Regions from separate parts of the Homo sapiens genome. Here region 1 is linked to region 2. A link is a contact called in ENCODE Hi-C or POLR2A ChIA-PET data. All regions are on one chromosome and are shown on one strand. Each heading gives the region's core, a stretch centred on a gene start or an enhancer-like site at or near the end of the contact. The rest is flanking DNA. Distances are from core to core; before and after follow the strand shown.

Evidence for each region. A loop is a pair of places that touch in the nucleus more often than their neighbours do. ChIA-PET counts read pairs that join two places held with the same protein, here RNA polymerase II (POLR2A).
Region 1: a loop to region 2 is called in a map of breast epithelium, with 10 times the contacts of the local background. The contact joins the promoter of DTX4 here to the enhancer-like site in region 2. A Hi-C loop is called at or near these places in 1 of 168 maps with a recorded cell type or tissue (breast epithelium) and 1 of 37 single-sample maps with no recorded cell type. POLR2A ChIA-PET finds 5 or more read pairs at or near these places in 1 of 52 experiments (PC-9).

What each region holds. Positions count from the first base shown.
Region 1 is chr11:59,170,682-59,175,453 of GRCh38, reverse strand. It overlaps DTX4 (deltex E3 ubiquitin ligase 4), which reads right to left and starts at 3,322. Exons shown (of 9, transcript NM_015177.2): 1 at 2,648-3,322. The coding sequence starts at 2,858. It overlaps LOC124902601 (basic proline-rich protein-like), which reads left to right and starts at 2,009. Exons shown (of 2, transcript XM_047427951.1): 1 at 2,009-2,189; 2 at 2,724-4,772. The coding sequence starts at 2,009. The coding sequence ends at 3,532. LOC124902675 (a long non-coding RNA gene) reads left to right here. Exons shown (of 4, transcript XR_007062682.1): 4 at 957-1,755. RefSeq lists silencers at 489-558, 2,706-2,755, 2,816-3,385 and enhancers at 2,256-2,365, 1,808-2,636, 3,264-3,558, 3,645-4,185.
Region 2 is chr11:57,795,715-57,800,459 of GRCh38, reverse strand. CTNND1 (catenin delta 1) reads right to left here. Exons shown (of 21, transcript NM_001085458.2): 5 at 4,731-4,745; 6 at 3,468-4,003. It overlaps TMX2-CTNND1 (TMX2-CTNND1 readthrough (NMD candidate)), which reads right to left. Exons shown (of 21, transcript NR_037646.1): 6 at 4,731-4,745; 7 at 3,468-4,003. Among named protein-coding and RNA genes, the nearest start is that of CTNND1, 36 kb to the right of the region's middle. Within about 2 kb of position 1,324, at least 29 of the 41 ENCODE cell types and tissues checked have a DNase peak (open chromatin) inside an H3K27ac peak, as active enhancers do; they include PC-9 and breast epithelium, where a contact is called at or near this core.

The sequences.
Region 1 (4,772 bases), core at 2,073-4,572, 1.4 Mb before region 2:
TGGGACCTCCCAGCCATCTCCCTGGAGACAGGCTGGATGAGGTCAGGAGCCCAGGCGAGTGGAGAGCCTGAGGACTCTATCAGCAGCAGAGCAAGCAACTTCTAAAAAGACAAAGCTCTCATGTCAGGAAATGTCCCCATACAGAGGAGGCAACAAAAAAGGAGAGGAATCGCCTCTGGGCAGGGGACTTCCAGATCTCTTTTGTTTATGGGGATGTTTCTGGTTCCCAGCTTTGAATTATGGCTTAAGGATGGTGGGTAATTTAATTAAACATTGCAAGGGCTTAGCTGAGGTTGCCTGGGAGCCACTGGTTTAAAGTTCCTACCCTGTCATGGCCTCATCAATGAGATTGAGAGGAACTATGAGTGTGTTGGTGGAGAAGGGAGAGGAGGGGGCTCAGAGCTAAGAAACCCAGAGATTCTTCTATTCTTCTTTGACAAGCGCCCTGACAGACCCAGCTTTTCTGGGAATTCAGCCCAGTGTCCGCAGCACCCAGCACAGGGCCTGGCGCACAGCAGAGAGGTATTCAGGATGGCTGACTGACTCTAGCAATGAGCGGATGAAACCACAGCAGTCTGATGATAAACACACCCTGAGGCAGCCTTTAAAATGATTCAGGGCAAGTTCTCTGCCTGAGGTTTAAAGTCCAGGGAGCGCCAGCCTCTGACTAAATTGCTCACCACCAGGCAGTCCTCAGGTAAGAGTGATCAGACCTGGGAAACGTAGCTTCTTTCCTTCCACCCAGTTTTCTCTACAACTTCGCTTCTGTAGAAAGGGTCATGAACCTTTGTAGATACCTTGCCTATCCTAAGTACCCCCAAACACAGATTCCACCTTTGCCCTTTCCAAATGTGGGAAAGGGGCTGAGACGTTTCTGTCACAAGGGTGGTTTTCCAAATGCTGTAGAGATTTACTCTGAAATAGAAAAGGTAACACCTGCTTTTTTTTTTTTCCAGGACTGGAATCCCCTGTCAGATGCTTTAACTGCTGGTCTCTCTCTCTCTCTCTGGTCCCACCTCCGTGGCTCAGCTCCGCCCAACACACACCCCCTCCACCCTCACCTTCTGATGCCTCCACCCTCACCTCCACAACCTTTACCCAAGTTGCGCAATGACATTCTCTCCCTCCCCCTCAGCCACACTTAATCCTCTTTCTCAATCTCCCCACATTCCTCTCTATTCTCTGCTCCTCCCAGTCTCCCTCAGCTCCACACACGGTTGAAGCCCCTCCAGATTCTAACACTTCCAGAATCCTCTCCCCAGAAAGCTCTCCTCAATCAGCCAGTGTCTGCAGAGTCCTTGGCAAAGGGGTTGCTGGGAGTTATGACTAAAGATGGGGACATGAGGGTGGAAAGATACCCCTTTCCCATGACAATCCTAATTAGCACACAGGATGTGGGGGCTTTCCAAGGAAGCAGAGAGACTCTGCTCAAACAGCTGTTCACTGGGGAGGGCCTTTCCGAGTCATCTTCTCTACGTCCTCCCCAGCACACCGGCCTCTCCAGGCTCCTCGGTTGCACTCTTGGGAAAGCCGAGCCAGAATTCCAGAAACAATGGCCCCCTCCCCACCTGTCACTGACGGAGGCAGAAACTCTTCCCGGGTCATCGATTAAGCAAGGACCGAGCAAAGAGAGGCAGTTTTGCTCTCCCTTGGGCAGCACCCCCACTCCCCACCCCCCAAGGCCCCATCCTGGAGGCTCCCTTCCTGGCTCTGACCTGGAAAGGCAGGTCAGCTGGGAAGCGGGTTTGTGCTGGCTACAGTGACAACTTGATTCTCATGAAAAGATAGGAGTTTGGCGCTCCAGGAGACCATGGGTTCCTTACAGGCTATGGTTTCAAGAGGAAGCCTGGGGACAGTTTCTCCTTAGGAATCTGCGTCCTCCTCCTCCGCAGACAAAGGGAGCGGCTTCCCTGCCATGCATTCCGAAGCCCCGAGCCTCCCCCTCCTCTCTCCATCTGCTCCGGCCTGTTGCTTCCGCGCATGTAGTGTGTAGCAGAGGCATTCGCCAATGCCGCGGCGTCCAGGGTACCCCAGCCCTAGTCTCTCCTCCCAGGGAGCCCGGCGCTTCCCTTACCCGACTGTAGCGAGAACCTCCGGGGAATCCCTTCTTCCTCCCCCAGTTCCCACACCCAGGACCCAGCTGCGGGGAGGCATCCCACACAGGAGACGCAGAGGCAGTGAGATCGGGGGTGAGGGGACGTGTGGCAAGCCCCAGCGTGCCTGAAGCAAAACAGGGTCAGGTCAGCCAAGGTGCCGGCCGCCACGGGATGAGGGCAGGAAGCCTTTGCGAAGGGCTGGGATTGCCTGTAGTCTGGGGCGGCCCTAGAATTTCTACATAGAAAGACTTAGGGCCACCAACTGCTGAAAAGCGGGGGCATGAAAGGGGTGGGGAGTGGATTGTTACCGACTAGGTTGAAGCTGGGTTTGCAAAACCACAACACTGATACTATTTGCATGGATGTTTAAGGGGGAGGGAGGATCCTGCGAGGATTCAGCGGAGTGAATCGCCTCCCACCACCACCTCTTGGTGACACTGCTGCACAGAAGTGCCGACTAGGTGGCCAAGGTGGGTTCACAGGGAGGGAGGTACCTTGGCAGGTTGGGAAGGTGGGAGCAGGCGGGGCGGGGTCAGGGGCGGCTGGCTCACCCGTGTCTTGGCGGAACTGGTTCATGGACTGCAGGTCGATGATGTAGGGCGCGAGACGGCTGTCCACCTGGCCCAGCACCACGCTGCCCCCCGCGCGGGGGCCGGCGCGGACCACCGCCTCGATGTGGTGGCTCACCGCTGGGCTGTAGGGACGCCAGCGGCCGTGCTCGTTCAGCCATTCCCAGACCACCACGGCCGAGGCCAGGAGCATGGCGAGCCCGGGGCTGCGGCGCTGCGCGGCCCGCCTCCCGGGCCCCGAGCGCCCGACCTCCTCCGCTTCCTCCTGCGCCGCCGCCTCCGGGCCTCGACCGCGCCCCCTGCCCCGCGCCCCGCCGCCCCGGGCAGCCTCAGCTCCGGCCCATGGGCTCCTCCCCAGCCGTGCATCCACCGGGGCCGGGACACCGGGGCCGCCTGGCTGGGACCGCGCGCCGCCGCCGCCGCCGGGGTCCGCTGCTGCTGCCGCTGCTCTGTGGGGTCGAGTCGCTTCATGCAAATGCCCGGCTCTCTGCAAACAGGCCCCCGCCTTGCAAAAGCCACTCGGCGGGCGCGCGGCCCGAGCCCCGGCGGCCGCGAGCTGGGGCTGACGGCGAGGCAAGGACCCAGCCCTCGCACCAGTTGCGCCTCGGCCTCTGCAGACGCCGGGGTGGGATCTCGCCGCACGGCCGCGCTCGGAATGGCACGCTCTGGTCCCCTCCCCTCTCTCCCTCCCTCCCCACCCCTTCGCCGCACGAATTGCAGTCCCCGCCGCTGGGAGAGCTCCCCCTGCCTGTGGCTCTGCTCAGTTCCTTCCAGAATGAACCACCCCTCCCAAGCAGGGCGCTAAGGCAAACCCGCGCCCGCGTGTGTTTCCCTGGTTCCTTGATGCAGAGAAGCGACCCGCCATGACACGGCCCCGGGACCACCACTGTCGCCCAGCCGCAACTTTGCAGCCTCCTTCCCCCAAATGTAATTTTCTCTCTCTCTCTCTTTTTTTTTCCTTAATGCAGCATGATCAGTGTCCGCAGCGCGAACTGGAGACACGCATTGTCTCGGGGCTTGCGCACGCACTGGCACACTCACAGTCGCACACACACGCGCGCGCACCCCAACTCCTTCCTTGCCCCGGCTCCTATTACCTCATCCTCTCCCGCATCCTTAGCTGTCCGTCAAGGAAGCAGAAGACACGCCCCCTGCTGCTCGGGCGAGTGCCCTGGAGCTTACCCGCCCCCTGCTGGCCTAAAGTGTCGTGTGCCGGCCAGTGGCCACTCCAACCTCTGCTAATGAGACCCAGTCCAAAGGGATGCAGCAATTTCGCTAATGATGGATTTATATTACCTACGTAGAGAGCAAATGTGGTTTTTCTGGCCAGATTCAACGTACTAGAGTCAGGAAGACGCATGTTAGATTAATTTTATCTGCATCGTTTCTGTAACTAAAATTATGAAACACTAGGAAAAACACGAGTTAGACTTATTTTGATCATCAATAGTTAATATGGAAAATAACCTTAAATAGGTAGGTTCTGACTAAAAGGGAAGACTGAAGTCAGGATTATGCATTATCCTTGTCAAAGAACACAAATTTTGTTTTGTTGAGATTGCAAACCACATAAAACAACGAATCGAGTCTTATCAAGATCCAAGTTATAGGATGCGGGAAAGTAAAAATAGATTATGTGTTAGAGAATGGGATTGTGAATCTTTTTGAAATAATCAATTTTTTCATAAATATCATATGACCCTTTTATGTTTTAGAAGAGTTGCTTCCCCCTCCCTCTCCTTGCAGCTGTCATTTCTCCCATTGTTAGAATTTTGCATCCTTCTACCTTTATCTTTCTCCCAACAGAGTTCTAAATACAAAGCAAAAGAAAAAGTGTGAGATCTGTTCTTCTTCAGGCCCCTAAAGGCACCAGGCTCAAGGAACCTCTGAGCTTTGTTCTTTCTGGTCTTCTTGCACAGCTTGGCCTCCAAAATGCCTAGTCGGCCTCTCCCTTATTTGGGGACTGTTCCTAATCCAACCTAAACAATACCACTCATTAAAATGTCGAGTTTCAGAATTAGAAGAACAAAAAGAAAACAAGGATACCTCGACTAATTATATCATAGGCCATTATTATTACCATTTTACAAATGACAGGACTTAAGGA
Region 2 (4,745 bases), core at 75-2,574:
ACCATCTCTACTAAAAATACAAAAATTAGCTGGGCATGGTGGTGGGCACCTGTAATCCCAGCTACTTGGGAGGCGGAGGCAAGAGAATCGCTTGAACCCAAGAGGTGGAGGTTGCAGTGAACTGAGATTGTGCCACTGCACTCCAGCCTAAGTGACAGAGCGAGACTCTATTTCGAAGAAAAAAAAAAAAAGGTCAAGATTAAACCCTTCAAATCAAGAAGGGGGTACTAAAAATGCCCAAACAGCTGGTAAAACAAAATTGGTTGTCTTCTAAACTATTATGTATCACTTTTGCATCCACCCCAACCATAAAAATTTTCTGCTTACTATAAAATTAAGGAAAAGTATTTACTAACATTATAAAATACCATGCATGGAACAAAAAGCCTCCTGGGTATAATACCAGATCGCACCACTGCTCTCCAGCCTGGGTGACAGAGCAAGACTCCATCTCAAAAAAAAAAAAAAAAAAAAAAAAAACACGGAAACAAAATGAATAGCTTAGATAGCTTAAAAGTAGGCTATTAAGCAGTATGTTAAGATTCCATTTTAGTAGAGGGAAAATAGGATATAGTTACATGTATAATTAAAAAAACTCAAAGGATATGCACCAAAATGTTAACAGTGGTTCTTTATCAATAGATGGTAATGCTTTTCTGGGTTTTTCAGGCTCTGTATTGAACATGTTTAACCTCTATTATTAATATACAAAATTATAAGAACAATTACCATAACCAAAATTTCCAGATAACTCTATCCTATATCCTTTTCTATACAAAGGCAGTGGATTGGACATTCTTTCCTTTGTTTTACAAGAAACAAAGCTGTGCCTGGGAAGACCAAATGACTTGCTTGAGGCTACTTAGCTAGTGGCAAAGGCACAACTAGAACCAAGGTCTCAGGGTTCAGTGCTTTTTCCACTAATCACTGCCTCACTGTTTAAGTTTGACCTTGTATTACTCTTCTAGCCTGGAACAGGAAGCAGCAAATATGCTTGCTAGTCAAGCAGGTTTCCAAGTCCAGTGCTACCCTGGAACAAACCCAAGAACCAGGCCCAAAACTCTATGTGAACTAGCACAACTAGGGATGGCAGAGAATGACCTGGCCACCCACACCCATCTGGGTCCAATCACTCTTTACTAATGAGGAAGTCAGAAAAAGCAGACTTGCAGTAGAGCCAACACCCTGGACAGACTGCTTCAATGAAGGCTGTTATCTACCACTGCTCTAGGTTGCACCAGCCGAGGTCTGGTGCTCCTGTAGGAATAAAAATGAGTCACATGGGAGTTGGATTAGCTATCCAAGACACCTGAAAGGTGAGTGACTCAGTCTTAGATAATGGGGCCTCTACCCCTGGGCCCAGCCCTGTTCACTCTTAACCAAAGCTACCTAATATATGAGGAAAATGAGCACCAAGGCATTTGCTTTAAAAGGTCATGACCCCATATAGAGAAATTCAGCAACAGCTGCTAGGATATCCTTACCATCAAGACAACCATAAATCATCCCTTGTTTCTTATCATTTCTCTTTACCTGGAAAACACTGTTTCTAATTTATTCTGAAGCAGCATTGGCAGCCCATGGGCCAAACCTGTTTTTGTACATCCCCATAATGCTATTTTTAAAAGATTGTTTGAAAAAAAGAACAACATACGACAAAGATGATACATGGCCTGCAAAGCCTAAAATAGTTCTACGTGGTCATTTTCAGGGGTCTGTCGACCCCATTCTAAAGCATTCTCTCAATGCAACAAGGCAAACCATGTACCAGTCCAAACATCAATCACTCCTTTTTTCACATCACCAAAGAATCTCCAGGAACAAGTAGTAAAGTCAGAGTAGGCAGCTGCTTAGTGACCTTTCAGAGTGTTGCTAATGTATCCCCCGACCCCCACCCAAGGATGCCACCACAATTTCACTTTACAATCAAATAATAAGACCCTAAGCATAGAATGTCAAGGCCCTTGTGAGGTCAAAGTTTGTTTTTAACTTTGGGATTAAAAACACAAGAAAGTTCTTATACACGTCCTCAACTGTCTCTTTTGGTTCTGAATTCCTAAAACCCTCAACTATGTTTTGTTTTGGGGTTTTTTTGGCTTTTTTTTTTTTTTTTTTGAGACAGTCTCACTATGTCACCCAGGCTGGAGTGCAGTGGCGGGATCTCGGCTCACTACAGCCTCTGCCACCCGGGTTCAAGTGATTCTCCTGCCTCAGCCTCCTGAGTAGCTGAGACTACAGGCACGAGCCACAACACCCGGCTAATTTTTGTATTTTTAGTAGAGACAGGGTTTCACCGTGTTAGCCAGGATGATCTCGATCTCCTGACCTCGTGATCCGCCCAACTCGGCCTCCCAAAGTGCTGGGATTACAAGCGTGAGACACCGTGCCCAATGGACTCTGTTCTTAATACCAAATCAGAAACTAAAGAAATTCCCAGGAAGAAGTGAGCAAGAATTCCATGGCCCCAGACATCAGAATCCTCTGCCTAACACACCAAAAGGGGGTCACATCTTAGCCAGAAACAGCAAAAACTTCAGCATAGAAGCAGAAGCAAAGTTCATTCTTCAGGACACAGACTAATAACAATCACAAGTTGTTTTTTTTTTTTTTTTTTTTTGAGGTGGAGTTTCGCTCTTGTTGCCCAGGCTGGAGTGCAATGGCATGATCTTGGCTCACCACAACCTCTGCCTCCCGGGTTCATATGATTCTCCTGCCTCAGCCTCCCGAGTAGCTGAGATTACAGGCATGCACCACTACGCCCAGCTAATTTTGTATTTTTAGTAGAGGCGGGGTTTCTCCATGTTGGTCAGGCTGGTCTTGAACTCCGGACCTCAGGTGATCCACCCACCTCAGTCTCCAAAAGCGCTGGGATTACAGGCGTGAGCCACCGCGCCTGGCCCATATATTCAATTATAGAAAACAACTTGTGGACCAGGCGCGGTGGCTCACGCCTGTAATCCCAGCACTTTTGGAGGCCAAGGCGGGTGGATCACCAGAGGTCGGGAGTTTGAGACCAGCCTGGCCAACATGGTGAAACCCCATCTCTACTAAAAATATAAAAATTAGCCAGGCGTGATGGTGCTTGCCTGTAGTCCCAACTACTAGGGAGGCTGAGGCATGAGAATCACTTGAACCCAGGAGGCGGAGGTGGCAGTGAGCCAAGATGGCACCCCTGTACTCCAGCATGGGTGAAAGAGCAAGACTCTGTCTCAAAAAAATAAAAAATAAAATTATATTATTTTCATTTAAAAAATTATATATATATTTATATTATATATATATAGCAAGTCAATACTAAGCCAAGTCAGAAAAGGGAAAAACAGGGTAGCTTTTCACCCCAAAAAAAAGCAGAGGGGAGGAGGCCACGAGTATCTCTGATCCCAAAAAGCCCCTAGAAGTTGAAGGAAAAGCTACCCCTTGTCCCTGGTCTTGGAAAGACCCTTTTCTCTTCCCCTATTCTTGCCTACCTGAGGCGCCGACGAGGGTCAGAGGGTGTCCCAGTCCGACGGGCAGTGCCATAATCAGACATCATACCATAATCCAGGTCATCATAGCCCATACTACGCTGGTCATCCTCTAGCCCATAAGGCTCTGGATGAAAGCGATGCAGATCCACGCTGCTCCCACCTACCCGAACCTGGGGTTGGGGCCCATACACATCCTGTCTACTAGGTGCCCGGTAGCCTTCCATGCTGGGCCTATACCGCTCCTCAATGCGGGTCACCCGGGACAGACTGCCATAGTTATCACTGCCACCTGGATAACCATCTTCATAGTGGCGACTATAACCATCAGGAGGGTAGTGGAAGTTCCTAGGAAGGGTAGCAGTGCCAGCTTGCCCCACATAGGGACCAGGTCCCCCATTGCCATTCTTGCGGAAATCACGACCCAAAGTCTGGATATAGTTGTTAGAAACTGATGAAGCATCCACAGGCAACCCGTCTGGTCCCATAGCGACTGGCTGTACTGTCCGTGTTGTCACAGTCTTCACTACTTTCTTGACCTGCAAGTAGGAAACAAGAAAAAGAAAAACTAATTAAGGAAGTGAGCAATTAAATTCTTTTTTTTTTTTTGAGATGGAGTCTTGCACTGTTGCCCTGGCTGGAGTGCAATGGCGTGATCTCGGCTCACCTGCAACCTCTGCCTCCCAGGTTCACGCAATTCTCCTGCCTCAGCCTCCCGAGTAGCTGGTATTACAGGCACACACCACCACACCTGGCTAATTTTTTGTATTTTTAGTAGAGACGGGGTTTCACTATGTTGCCCAGACTGGTCTCAAACTCCTGACCTCGTGATCCGCCCACCTCAGCCTCCCACAGGGCTGGGATTACAAGCGTGACCCACCGCGCCCAGCCATGAACAATTAAATTCTATACCACTCCAAAAGAAACAAATCTTTATATCCCTAGGTCACTTTACCTAGGAATGCCTTAAAGCCTACCATCTATCTTTCTTTCCATCCTATAGGAAGTCCCCAAGCAGGAAAATTGCCCTGACAGTAACTATGCTTATAAGGGAAGCTACTATAGACCCTGATATACCTTCTGTCTTCCCTATCCCATAAGATTTTCCCATCTCTTCATCCTTTCTATCTGGCCAGAGATCACTTCATGCAATCAGATCAATAATGGCATATCAGTCCTCCATCTTAATTAAGTGCTTAACCCCTCCCCTAATAGAGAAGAAAAGACCTCTTATCACTTCCAGATCTTACACACGTCTTAGTTTACCGTGGTCTCTGTGCG